Regions from separate parts of the Homo sapiens genome. Here all the other regions are linked to region 1. Evidence: chromatin contacts called from ENCODE Hi-C or POLR2A ChIA-PET data. All regions are on one chromosome and are shown on one strand. Each heading gives the region's core, a stretch centred on a gene start or an enhancer-like site at or near the end of the contact. The rest is flanking DNA. Distances are from core to core; before and after follow the strand shown.

What was found. Hi-C counts contacts between places; a loop is a spot of excess contacts on that map. ChIA-PET counts read pairs that join two places held with the same protein, here RNA polymerase II (POLR2A). Pooled maps may share reads with other maps.
Region 2: a loop to region 1 is called in a map of MCF 10A, with 2.6 times the contacts of the local background. The contact joins two enhancer-like sites. A Hi-C loop is called at or near these places in 7 of 168 maps with a recorded cell type or tissue (B cell, MCF 10A, OCI-LY7 and 4 more), 9 of 37 single-sample maps with no recorded cell type and 22 of 50 pooled maps. POLR2A ChIA-PET finds 5 or more read pairs at or near these places in 10 of 52 experiments (PC-3, T-cell, WTC11 and 6 more).
Region 3: a loop to region 1 is called in a map of CD4-positive, alpha-beta T cell, with 2.0 times the contacts of the local background. The contact joins two enhancer-like sites. A Hi-C loop is called at or near these places in 3 of 168 maps with a recorded cell type or tissue (CD4-positive, alpha-beta T cell, OCI-LY7 and naive thymus-derived CD4-positive, alpha-beta T cell), 10 of 37 single-sample maps with no recorded cell type and 15 of 50 pooled maps. POLR2A ChIA-PET finds 5 or more read pairs at or near these places in 10 of 52 experiments (CD8-positive, alpha-beta T cell, activated B cell, activated CD4-positive, alpha-beta T cell and 6 more).

The regions. Positions count from the first base shown.
Region 1 is chr3:71,068,245-71,071,834 of GRCh38, reverse strand. The region is part of intron 7 of FOXP1 (forkhead box P1); the gene reads left to right. Among named protein-coding and RNA genes, the nearest start is that of FOXP1-AS1, 220 kb to the left of the region's middle. Within about 2 kb of position 1,899, at least 6 of the 41 ENCODE cell types and tissues checked have a DNase peak (open chromatin) inside an H3K27ac peak, as active enhancers do; they include OCI-LY7, where a contact is called at or near this core.
Region 2 is chr3:71,387,979-71,391,568 of GRCh38, reverse strand. All of the region lies in intron 3 of FOXP1 (forkhead box P1), which reads left to right. Among named protein-coding and RNA genes, the nearest start is that of FOXP1-AS1, 100 kb to the right of the region's middle. RefSeq lists a silencer at 997-1,291. Within about 2 kb of position 1,573, at least 26 of the 41 ENCODE cell types and tissues checked have a DNase peak (open chromatin) inside an H3K27ac peak, as active enhancers do; they include OCI-LY7, where a contact is called at or near this core.
Region 3 is chr3:71,370,544-71,374,133 of GRCh38, reverse strand. All of the region lies in intron 3 of FOXP1 (forkhead box P1), which reads left to right. Among named protein-coding and RNA genes, the nearest start is that of FOXP1-AS1, 83 kb to the right of the region's middle. Within about 2 kb of position 1,538, at least 2 of the 41 ENCODE cell types and tissues checked have a DNase peak (open chromatin) inside an H3K27ac peak, as active enhancers do.

The DNA of each region.
Region 1 (3,590 bases), core at 650-3,149:
GGAGGCTGAAGCAGGCCGATCACCTGAGGTGTCGGGAGTTTGAGACCAGTCTGGGCAACATGGTGAAACACCGTCTCTACTAAAAATACAAAAATTAGCCAGGCGTGGTGGCAGGTGCCTGTAATCCCAGCTATTTGGGAGGCTGAGGCAGGATAATCGCTTGAACACAGGGGGCGGAGGTTGCAGTGAGCCAAGATGCGCCATTGCACTCCAGGCTGGGTGACAAGAGCGAGACTCCATCTCAAAAAAGAAAAAAAGAAATTATAGAGAGATCTCATCCATCTTCCTCTTTGTTTAGCTGAAATGTGCAGGCGCAGAGAGGTGACGTGACTTGCCCACAATCACACTATTATTCCTGACAAAGTCATTAATAGAATCCTAAGTCATATGTAGTACTCCTGTACTATCTCAGAGTTAAACAGCCTGCTTGAGGCCTCTGTGGACTAGAAAAGATGTGCTGACCGCTTCAGCGGCCTGTAGATGAGCCCCAGTACTTGGAGCTGTCTGGAAACTACATGAACCGTCAAAGACTGGAAAGTGGAGACACCCAGGGTTGCTCACCTGGATGCCTGTGTCAGATTCCATTCCTGAGTTCTTAAACACACCCTCTGTTCTCAACCTCCCTCTCCCACCCGCTCCCCACTAGAACTGGCCTTACAACCTTTTTTTCTAGAAAAGGAGACAAACCTTGAGACTTTTATGTGGTCACTCTTAAAGACAGGGTGTGAGTGTCTGTGTAATTGGTGACTATTAGGGAAAGAAAAGCAAGCCATAGCGAGCGCAGAGCCCCGGAAAATGTTTTCTGTGTAGCAGCTTCTATGCCACACAGTGTGGAAGGCAATTATCTTGGAGGGGATTCCACAGCCCTGTGCCGGCTTCCCCGGTGTAAGATTTATTGTCGGCTGGATTGGGTGTTCTTTATAAGACCATTTACTCGGCATCTAAAGCGCTGTCAAGAGTGCTACTTCCTGAATGCTTTTGAGGTTGCAACTGCTAAGCTTCATTTTCCCGTCTTGGAGATATATTTTTGAAATGGTATGCAGGGATTTGTACAGGCCTTGTGCTTCCCATTGACACTGACAGGAGTTGCACTGTTAAACCCCAGCACGCTGCTGCAGAAATTTACCCCCTAATGCCCAGAGCCCTCCTTCAGCTGGGAGTCTGGCCCACACGTGCGCGGAGGGTTCCCGTAGCAGGGGAGAGGGCCCGAGAGTGCCCTTGTTTTGTGTAAGTCCTACCAGCTAATCAGTCTCAAAGTTGACTGTTTTCTTACTGAAACAAAGGATAAGCAAGTACTCTTCTTTTGCTTTTTCTCTTCCGTTTTTTGGATCTTAGGAATGCCAGAAGAAAACTCGAACTGCGAGTCAGCCAAATATACTGTATCGTGAAACCTTAGGGACCACTGAAATGGGAACAGTGGCCCATTACTGCTAAGAAGGTGTTTTATTGAAAATGCGCCGACATGCTCTCCCCGGAGAGTGAGCAAAAGAAGGCAAGATGCCCAACAGTAATACAGGTTGTTCTCTTAGGTGAGCTAAAATATCGAGTTTGGCACTCCCCTGCTGTGAGCGAGGAGGCAATAGAGTAGACGAATGTGCATTTTTACATTAAAAGTGCCATATTTCACTAGGGGTGTCCCCCTTTCTCCCCCCATTTTGTTTAAATGTCTTAATTTATATATTCCAGTTAATAGTTCATTACATGTCCTTTCTCTGTCTGGCTTTAAAAGTTGTCTTTTGAATAAGTTGAAGTAGTCAAAATTTCCTAATCCTGGCAGGCTTGCCAGCAGAGGGCAGGCGTAAAGAAGGTTTTGACATGAGGGTGTGTCAACCTAGGGTCAGAGGAGGGTGGTGTTGCATGGGAGGAAGATGTGTGAGCATTGTTCTGAGGGCAGGATGGGACACGCTCCCTTTGCCTCTTTGCAGGCCTGCTGCACACCACAGATCTCTGGAAAAGCTGACTGTACTAAATAAAGGTGGTCAGTTGCCTTTATCTGATATTCAGCGATTTCTACATAAGTAAACGTTAAAAAAATTAAAATGTAATTTCATTCCCCAAGAGCCGTCTTTTCTTTCCCCTTCAGTGCCCCATTTCTGGTTATGCTTAAAAATCGAGGGTTTGCCTGTGGGTGGGCCAAAAATACTGTCACTCTTCGGGAGGGAAATAACAAATTACACTTGGTGGTGGTGGTGGCAGTGATGTTTTCCCCCCGATATCTGAAGGGTACAGCACTTTGGGACATGCTCTACTGCCCCAAAACATGTACCTTTTCAAGAACTTTGCACACTTCAGTGTAATCTGTTCTAACCCCATGGCAGAAGCAGTCCATTAACAAATTTTACATTATGTTAAAACAGGGGATTATAGTTTCATCATAAATGAGAGAGGGTAATTTATTACTGTCAAATGCAGAGTTAGGAAAGGATGTTGTCATTTTTCTTTTCTGTCATGATTTTGTTTACCTCTGATGCTTATGAATGCTTTTAGAGTAAGGGATTTGTTTTTAGGTTGATGTTTTCCATAGCTCATCATACTTACAAGTCACCTGAATGTTGACATGTCACACTGTGTATATACAAATTAACCAGAAGCAATGGCTTTATAAAATGTTGCATTACATGAAAATGCAAATGGCAATTTGGAAGATGCATTAAGGGGAATTTAAACTCCTATGGAACAGTGAGAACTCAGTGTTTTCCCTTGGCCAAACTTGCAGGCACAGAAGAAAAACAACATAATTAGCTTCATTGTCAACATATGCATAACAGTGACATAAACAATATCAATATGGAGCTAACTGCCTTAGCTCCCTGTAGATGGATGATGTATTAATTTATATTTTTAAGTAAAAGCACTGCTTAAATCAAGACAGAATGGTGGTTCCTTGGAGACAAATCCCCAGATCTCAGGAATGGGGCATTGCTGTTGCAATTTAGTAACTCTAATTGGCTGCCCCATTGCCATTCTTTGGAGAAATACTTAAAGCAGTCCTCCTTCTGGGGAGGCGCGCTTTCCTGAGTAGGCCATCAGGCATGTTACTGGGCTTACATTTTGTATTCCTGTTGCTTTAGCTTTCTCTCTCCGGAATTGGAATCAGTTGGTTGAATCTCTTTAAGTTCTGTCATTTCAGAATATGTCCTGGATACTCCATTAAATTAATTGGAAAGGGGAAAGAAAATGTGTGTTGTGTTAACACAAGTGTTGTTCAGAAGAAGACAGCAAACTTGAATTAAGGTTTTGGCCTCTGATCACACAGTTGATTTTTCACCCCATGCTCGTATCCTTTCTCTAGTTATTTCCAAGCAGCTTCTGGCAAAGCAGGCCTTTCGTTGGAACTGAGGACCACGTGGGCCAGGGACCATTGCTGTATCTGCCTCACCACAGGGCCATTCATCAGTGTATGGAATAATGTCCTGAGGAGACGCTCCTCCTGACTCTTCCTTTAATACATCTTATCTCCATTCTCAGCTCTGAATGGGCAGTAAAACCTTTCACTTTCTTCTGTGTTCAAAGCTAAGGCTCAGCAGAACCAAATATAATACATGATTTTAGTCCCAGGTGTGTTATTTGGTGGTTAGAGTTTGGTGTGG
Region 2 (3,590 bases), core at 324-2,823, 320 kb before region 1:
GCATTGGAGAATTGAGGCCCGCACAAGCGAAAGACCGAAGTGTGTGTCTGTGGCTTCCTGGTTTTCACCAGCGACCAGACAAGGTAGGGAATGATGAAAGAAAGGAAAGACATCACATCAATCATTTTGGAGGTGGGAGAATTTGCTATATGATTGTGTCTTGGGGGAACAGTAGGCAAATTCTTAAACTCATTTTTATTTGGAAAGAAAGGCAGTCTTTGTTTATTTAGTTAGGCAGATTTTTCAACCTATGTCTAAACCATGAAACTTTTTGTAGTGGGGGCAAGTAGGCATGGGTGGTTAAGACAGTAAGAAAAAGATTTCTAAATTTAAACTGGAGGAAGTCAATAAAATTGACTCTTAATATTGAAACCTGACAAAGTCCAATCTAGAATTGGAAATATGTGATATTTTTGTTTTAGGTGAGTGTTATTATTACAAGTGGAGAATACTTAGATCTTCCATTCATACAGATTCATCATTTCCTTCATATACATGTTTGGAGGCCATGACATTTTTGTGAGCTCTTTGAAGTAATGATGTTCAGCGGGAGGGGGAACTTAGATGGAGCAGGAGTTTTTGAACAAACAATTTGATTTTTTACTTTGAAAAGGATTTTGCCTGCAAATAATTAACAGTGTTTAATTCTGGATTTGCAACAGGCCAGGCCTGGGGAGGGCAGAGTTTGATAACGTGAGGCTTGTCTCAGATGGGGGGCTCATCTCTTCCTGACTACACGGCACTGCACAAGAATTTGAACTGTTTATTTCAAAGCAGCATGCACAAAGGAACTTTTAAAATCTTTCTTATTTAACCGTTTTTAACTTGGGCCACGTCTGCAAGAAGTTGCCATGTCTGCAAGAAGTTGGCCTTTGTTTACTTGAAACTGGAACAGAATGTCATCATGGAATAAACCTTTCGCTTTTTGGAGACTTGGATTGTTTTTCTCTTCCTATAGAATTCTTGACTGCCCCCCCCAACCCCCCTCCCCACCACACACACACACATCCTTACTGACGCCCATCCATGAGGCACAACTGTAACTTGCAGGACCTTTTAAGCAGAAGCCTTGCAGTAAGGATATTTGCTTTGGCAGAGCTTTCTGCCTTTGGTTTACAAAGTTGCAGTGAACACTTCCTTTGCATTTCCTGCTTACAGAGAAGGTGGGTTGCATGTCGCACTGAGATATGGAAATTCCTCATGACTCCATTTCAAGCCTGAACCTCTTGGCCCTTAGAATCCCACTGCTGAAGTATGTGTTTCTTTTGTCTGGGTGATTTTTTCTTTTTCTGAAAAGTCCCTTGGCTTGTTGACTTAGAAAGAGGAGGTTTTGAGTTACAGCAGGTCCTGACTTAGGGCTGCTGGGATGCAAGGTGAAGGCATTGCGTTGTTTTCCTGGATGCTAACTTGCTGATAGAAAAGTGAGAACCAGTTTACAGTAGCTCTGACACTACTGTTACCTTTCTGCAGTCCTCTCCAGCTGCTCCGAGCCCTTCGATGCCTTCGCCATGCACACAGTTTGTTCTTGGGTGTGAAAGCAAATAGTATTTGAGTTGGCAGCGACTTCTCTTTCAGTGGAGTTTGCTGCCTCGGCAAGAAACCGCAGCCTGAGCTTTCTGCTGCTGAAGGTTTCCACTGGCAGGATGGCCTTTTCCCACATTTCCTTGGTTTGAGGAAACAGATTTTTGAACTTTTTTTTTTTTTTTTAAAGACAGAATGCCAACATTTAACAGCTGGAGTCAGTATAATTTATGGTTTTCACTTTATGTTCTTGTGGATGTATAAAAATTAAAAATCCACAATTATTATTAAATTATGCAAGTTTTTGCAAAAAAAGTGATTAAAAATAGAACCTCTGTTATGAGGCATTCAAGAAAGTCATTGTTACCTAAACAGGTATTCTCAATTATTCTATCTTTAATGGTTTTTAATTGTTGTAATTTACTCATATTCTCTTGCATCTCTCAGAGGAGATGTTTCTGAAAGCTCTTCGTGTTTTCTTTGAGGAGCAAGTAGGAGTTTGTTCATTTGAACCACTTCAGTTTTTTTCCACCTTATTTAATTTATTTTATTATATTTGTTTTGTACACGTCGTTGTGTTCATCCTCACTTCAGGTAACCCTTACTGCAACAGCACTTATAAAAGCAAAGCAGTCATAAACCTGCTACCTATCGAGATGATCCTGTGCCAAGAGGAACGCAGGTGTCGCTCATGAAAGTGATGCAGGCCTTTGTGAGCCACAGACCCTCCCTTGTAGGAAAGCCTCAGTTTTCCTACATTTCCTTTAGGTGAAATTTATAACCCGCCCCCCCCGGCCCCCCCCCCCCCCGCCGCTTACAGATATAGCATATGGAGTCCTAATTGATTGGAGGCCTCACTGAATTTGCACCATATCGGAATCAGGAAATGAATGCAGTCAGCCAATAAAAAGTGATGGAATGTTGCCTCAAGATATGTAATATTTTTGTCCTATCAGTACACAAATACTAAATTTTTTTTGGTTATTTAAAAATTTCTAATGATAGAGATAAAGATTCTGAGAACCTTTATTAACATCCTCCCAAAGCCACACCTTTAGTTAAAAAGTAGCTCTGACATTTTTGTTATCTCGATTTCTCAGAAAATAAAATAGGAAGTGAAAAGGCCATTCTACTTGGTACAGTGTGTTACTATAAAGACCATTCGCTCTACACGTTAGATTTAGGGTCAGAACATTAGCTGTGATGAATAGCTAGGGACAAAATTTTTCTTTTCTTTTCAAGGATAGTGGCAGTTAATCATTTTTATCTGTCCGCCTTGTAGACTTGATTAGATTTATTATGTATGCCGCATGTTTATGGCATTTTTATTATATGTTGTTAATTTGTTGTAACTGCCACTATGTTTTTTTCTTCTTCCCTTTTTCTCCCTTGAGCACCCTTGAAAGCAACTAAGTGTTACCTTGTGCTTTAGGAAACTTCATTTAATTTTTCATTTTAATAAAAGCCCTAATAGTCAACAGGTTAAAAAAATAATAACCGGTGTTACAATGTGTATCTTCAGATAAAAGGAAAATTTGTACTTAACGTTAATTTTGAATTCTTATGTTTTCTGATGTTGATGAAGTAATGCATGTTCGGGTAGATTTAGAGAATACACGGCTATAAAAACATTTCACCTGAAACCTAGAAGGGCGAGCTGCGGAACGTGCACTAAACTATAATTTTCTTCATTAGTAGAAAGCCATCTATATAGTTTTCAAATCACTGCTAGGTAAGACAATTGGGCCGTTTAACATTTAAGCTGCTTAAAAAGTCACGCAGTTGAATGATGCATTTAGAACATCTTTTTTAGCTTACTAGCTCTCAGAATGGATATGGAATCTGTTAAATATAGAGGCCATTCTTTAAATAAGGCCGACAGTTAAAATTGGGAAGCCAGAGAATTAGATTGGAAATGATTTACGATGAGTCTACAGGACATTAAAAAAAATAAAGTTAGAAAAGGAAATCCACTGGCTGCATTGGCTATATTACAGCAGAGAATTTTTACTTTTCATCCCTTTTGAATTGGCTGGATATATGGGTAATGCATAGAAACAGACTTTCGG
Region 3 (3,590 bases), core at 289-2,788, 300 kb before region 1:
CATTCCATACGTTTTTTAATTTCAAAAAACGTACACCGTCAATATTTTTTCTTAATTGAACAGTTTGTGGAACAGACGGGTGCTTTAATTATGGTGGTCTAAATTTACACACATTGCAGTGGTATTTTGCTACATTAATTACCTTACTTGTCAAGAGTAACAGGTAATTACTACATCAACTCACCCTCCTGCAGTATATAGAAACAGAACTTTATTTGAAAAGATTCAGCAAACCCCAGTGTATAGCCACTCCACACCTTTGTCTTTGCTACAAGAAGACAGCTGTCAGAGCATTTGTTTTATCATTAGCAGGGTAGAGGTGAGTTCACCCTTTTCTTTGTGTCTTTCCACCTAAGATGCGTGTCCAGAAACATTCATAGGCTCAACAAGCATGTGGACTAGCAAGAAACTTTGAGATGATCGAGTTCATTAAACCTTCTCCTGATAATGTGTTTCAGAGAGGGTGCATGACTTTTCCAAAGCCACACAAGAAGTAAATTAATGTCCAAACCAGGACTGGCACCAGTGTCACCTCACTATGCTGCTTTTTGTGAAGCTTAGTGCATTTTAATGATTTTTTTATAACTATAGAAAAATCATTTGGTATAGTATACTTTGAATATTCATTCACTTCATCCTCCTCACTTGAACTTCTAACCAATGCTTTGGCTGCCTTACAAAGAGTATTGATCCTATATTCTGTTGAACTGCCAGGTACAACTCATGTCATTTGGTTTCCTCTCCAGTGTACTAGTGTCAGCTTTTATGACAAGTTGTGTTAAAATTCTACTTTAACATGTTTTTTTTTTGTAAAGGCGAACATTTTGGAGCATATAGGATGCTCTTAGCAAAATCATGCAGCATTAACTCTCCTGGTTGCCATGGCATAGAAAGAAAAGATTTTGTCAGCTTTTAGGTGTGGTCCGGAATATACACAATGACATAATATGGGTGTACTATCTTAAAAGGCTTTGTCCCCTTTTTAGTCAAACACCTGTGACAAAATTACGAACTGTGGTTAACATAGAATACTTACAAGTGGTTTTTCGGAGTCGTCCAGGGTAGAGGAGCTCAGCGTGCAGACAATTTTAGTACCTACTTTTCTTCTTGCACCTGGCACTGGGAGTGAGTGACATTAAAAAGAAGTTCAAGAAGTCAAGAGTTAAGGATCCTACCTTTCAGACATTGTTTGAGATATTTTGTAGGGGGCAAGGTGGGCCTCTCAAGGGTCATTTACGACATAGAAGGGAGAATCTCTTCCAGTCCTCAACCCAAGTCAATTTCTGATGCCTGAATTCCAAGCCTAGATTCATCATTTCTGTAACTGATCTTGTCGTGTGCATTTGCAAATCACTCTGGCATTTATAACTTGTTACATTATAGCTTCGAGTGAGGTTTTCTTTTTTCTTAGCTTTTTATTCAATGGAAGGATAGCATGGTATATTTAGATTTAGTAATTCATCCATTCAACGCATATCTGCTGAGTGCCTGCTGTGTGACAGTCATTGTGCTGTAGATGGCAGGAGGAGGAGTGCATAGCAAGGCAGGAAACAGACCTTTGCCCTCTCGGCTTCTTTCTACTAGAGGGCAAACTCTATGACAGCTCCACCAGGAGAACTCTGTTCTCCTGGAGTTTGTCCTCTAGTATAAAGAAGCAGAGAGTGCAAGTGAAACGAAGGAACAAGATATCTGCGTGGAATGGGAGTTCACACAGGATACAGTGGAAAGCACAGACCTTGGGAAAGCCTGTCTAGCCAGGGAAGGCCTCTTGGAAAAGGTGACTTTCTATTTAAGACTTAAAGAATGATCCTCGGCCAGGCACAGTGGCTCACGCCTGTAATCTCAGCACGTTGGCAGGCTGAGACGGGCGGATCACCTCAAGTCAGGAGTTCGAGACCACCTTGACTAACAAGGCAAAACCCTGTCTCTACTAAAAGTACAAAAAAAAAAAAAATTAGCCAGGAATGGTGGTGCATGCTTGTAATCCCAGCTAATTGGGAGGCTGAGGCAGAAGAATCGCTTGAACCCTGGAGGCCGAGGTTGCAGTGAGCTGAGATCGTGCCACTGCACTCCAGCCTGGGTGACAGAGCAAGACTCCATCTCAAAAAAAAAAAAAGAAAGAAAGAAAAGACGAAAGAATGATCCTCATGTACAAAGAGCCAGGGGAAGAACCTTTCCTGCAGAGAATGAAGAGGGCTAAGCCTCAGAGTAAGGAATAAGCCGAGTGTGGTGTGGGGTCAGAAAGACCAGTGTGGCTCCATGTGGTTATTAGAGAAGGAGGTAGGGAGTGAGGATGGTGTGGGAGAGGTTAGGGGGTCAGCAGGACCCTGTATACCGGGGCGAAGGACTGGGTTTTGTTCTCTGCCATCTAGGCTGGAGTGCAGTGATGCAATTGTAGCTCCCCGCAGCCTCAAATTCCTGGGCTCAGATGATCCTCCCACCTCAGCCTCCCAAGCAGCTAGGACCACAGGTGGGTGTGCCACCATGCCTGCGTAATTTTTTAAATTTTTTATTGTAATGGAATCTTGCCGTGTTGCCCAGGCTGGTCACAAGCTCCTGGCTTCAAGCGATCTTCCTGCCTCAGGCTCACAAAATATTGGCATCACAGGCATGAGTCACTGCACCCAGCCTGGATTTTATTCTGAAATGGATGCGAAGCAGTTGGAGGCAGTGACTTCTGATTCAGGTGTGAGAACAAACCACGTGGACTGGGGAATGGATTGCGGTGTCAGGTGTGTTCTTGAGAGTAGGCTTCTTTGGGGGAGAGGCTGAGATTCTGGTTCCCTGAGGTTGAGCATGGAATCCTGGAAGATGCCACACCTGAGACAGACTCAGCTGGCCCTGGTGAAATGAGAAAACCCTTTTCTAACTGGCGGTGAGATGCAGCTACGCACCAATACAAGGGTGGAAGCACAGTGCTTCAGAGCACAGTCCTCCAAGTGTGGCGCCTGAACCAGCAGCAGTGGCGGAAGCAGCACCTGAGAACTTGTTAGAAATTGAAATTTTCTGGCCTCACTGTAGCCATAGTGAATCAGAAACTCTGGGGTTGGGGGCCAGGCGCAGTGGTTCACGCCTGTAATCCTGGCAGGGGATTACAGGGAGGCTGAAGTGGGTGGATTGCCTGAGGTCAGGAGTTCGAGACCAGCCTAGCGTCTACTAAAAAAATTAGCTGGGCGTCGTGGCGTGTGCCTGTAGTCCCAGTTACTTGAGAGGCTGAGACAGGAGAATTGCTTGAACCCGGGAGGTGGAGGTTGCAGTGAGCTGAGATCATGCCACTGCATTCCATCCTGGGCCACAGAGCAAGACTCCTTCTCAGTAAAAAAAAAAAAAAAAAACAACAAAAAAAACTCTAGGGTTGGGACCTAGCAATGTGCTTGTAACAAGACCTCCAGGTGATTTTGATGAGCATGCAAGTTTGAGAAGCCCGTTATAGGGTGTTTGTGGCAGATAGTGGCAGAAAAGACTTGGGACTTACTACAAATGCACTAATGCACTAGTCTCATGGGAAGATAAGACAGACACAATAAAGGGCTATAGCAAAGTGGTGCCCCGGTGCCGATCGGAACCTGCGTCTTGTGACTCTGTTCTAG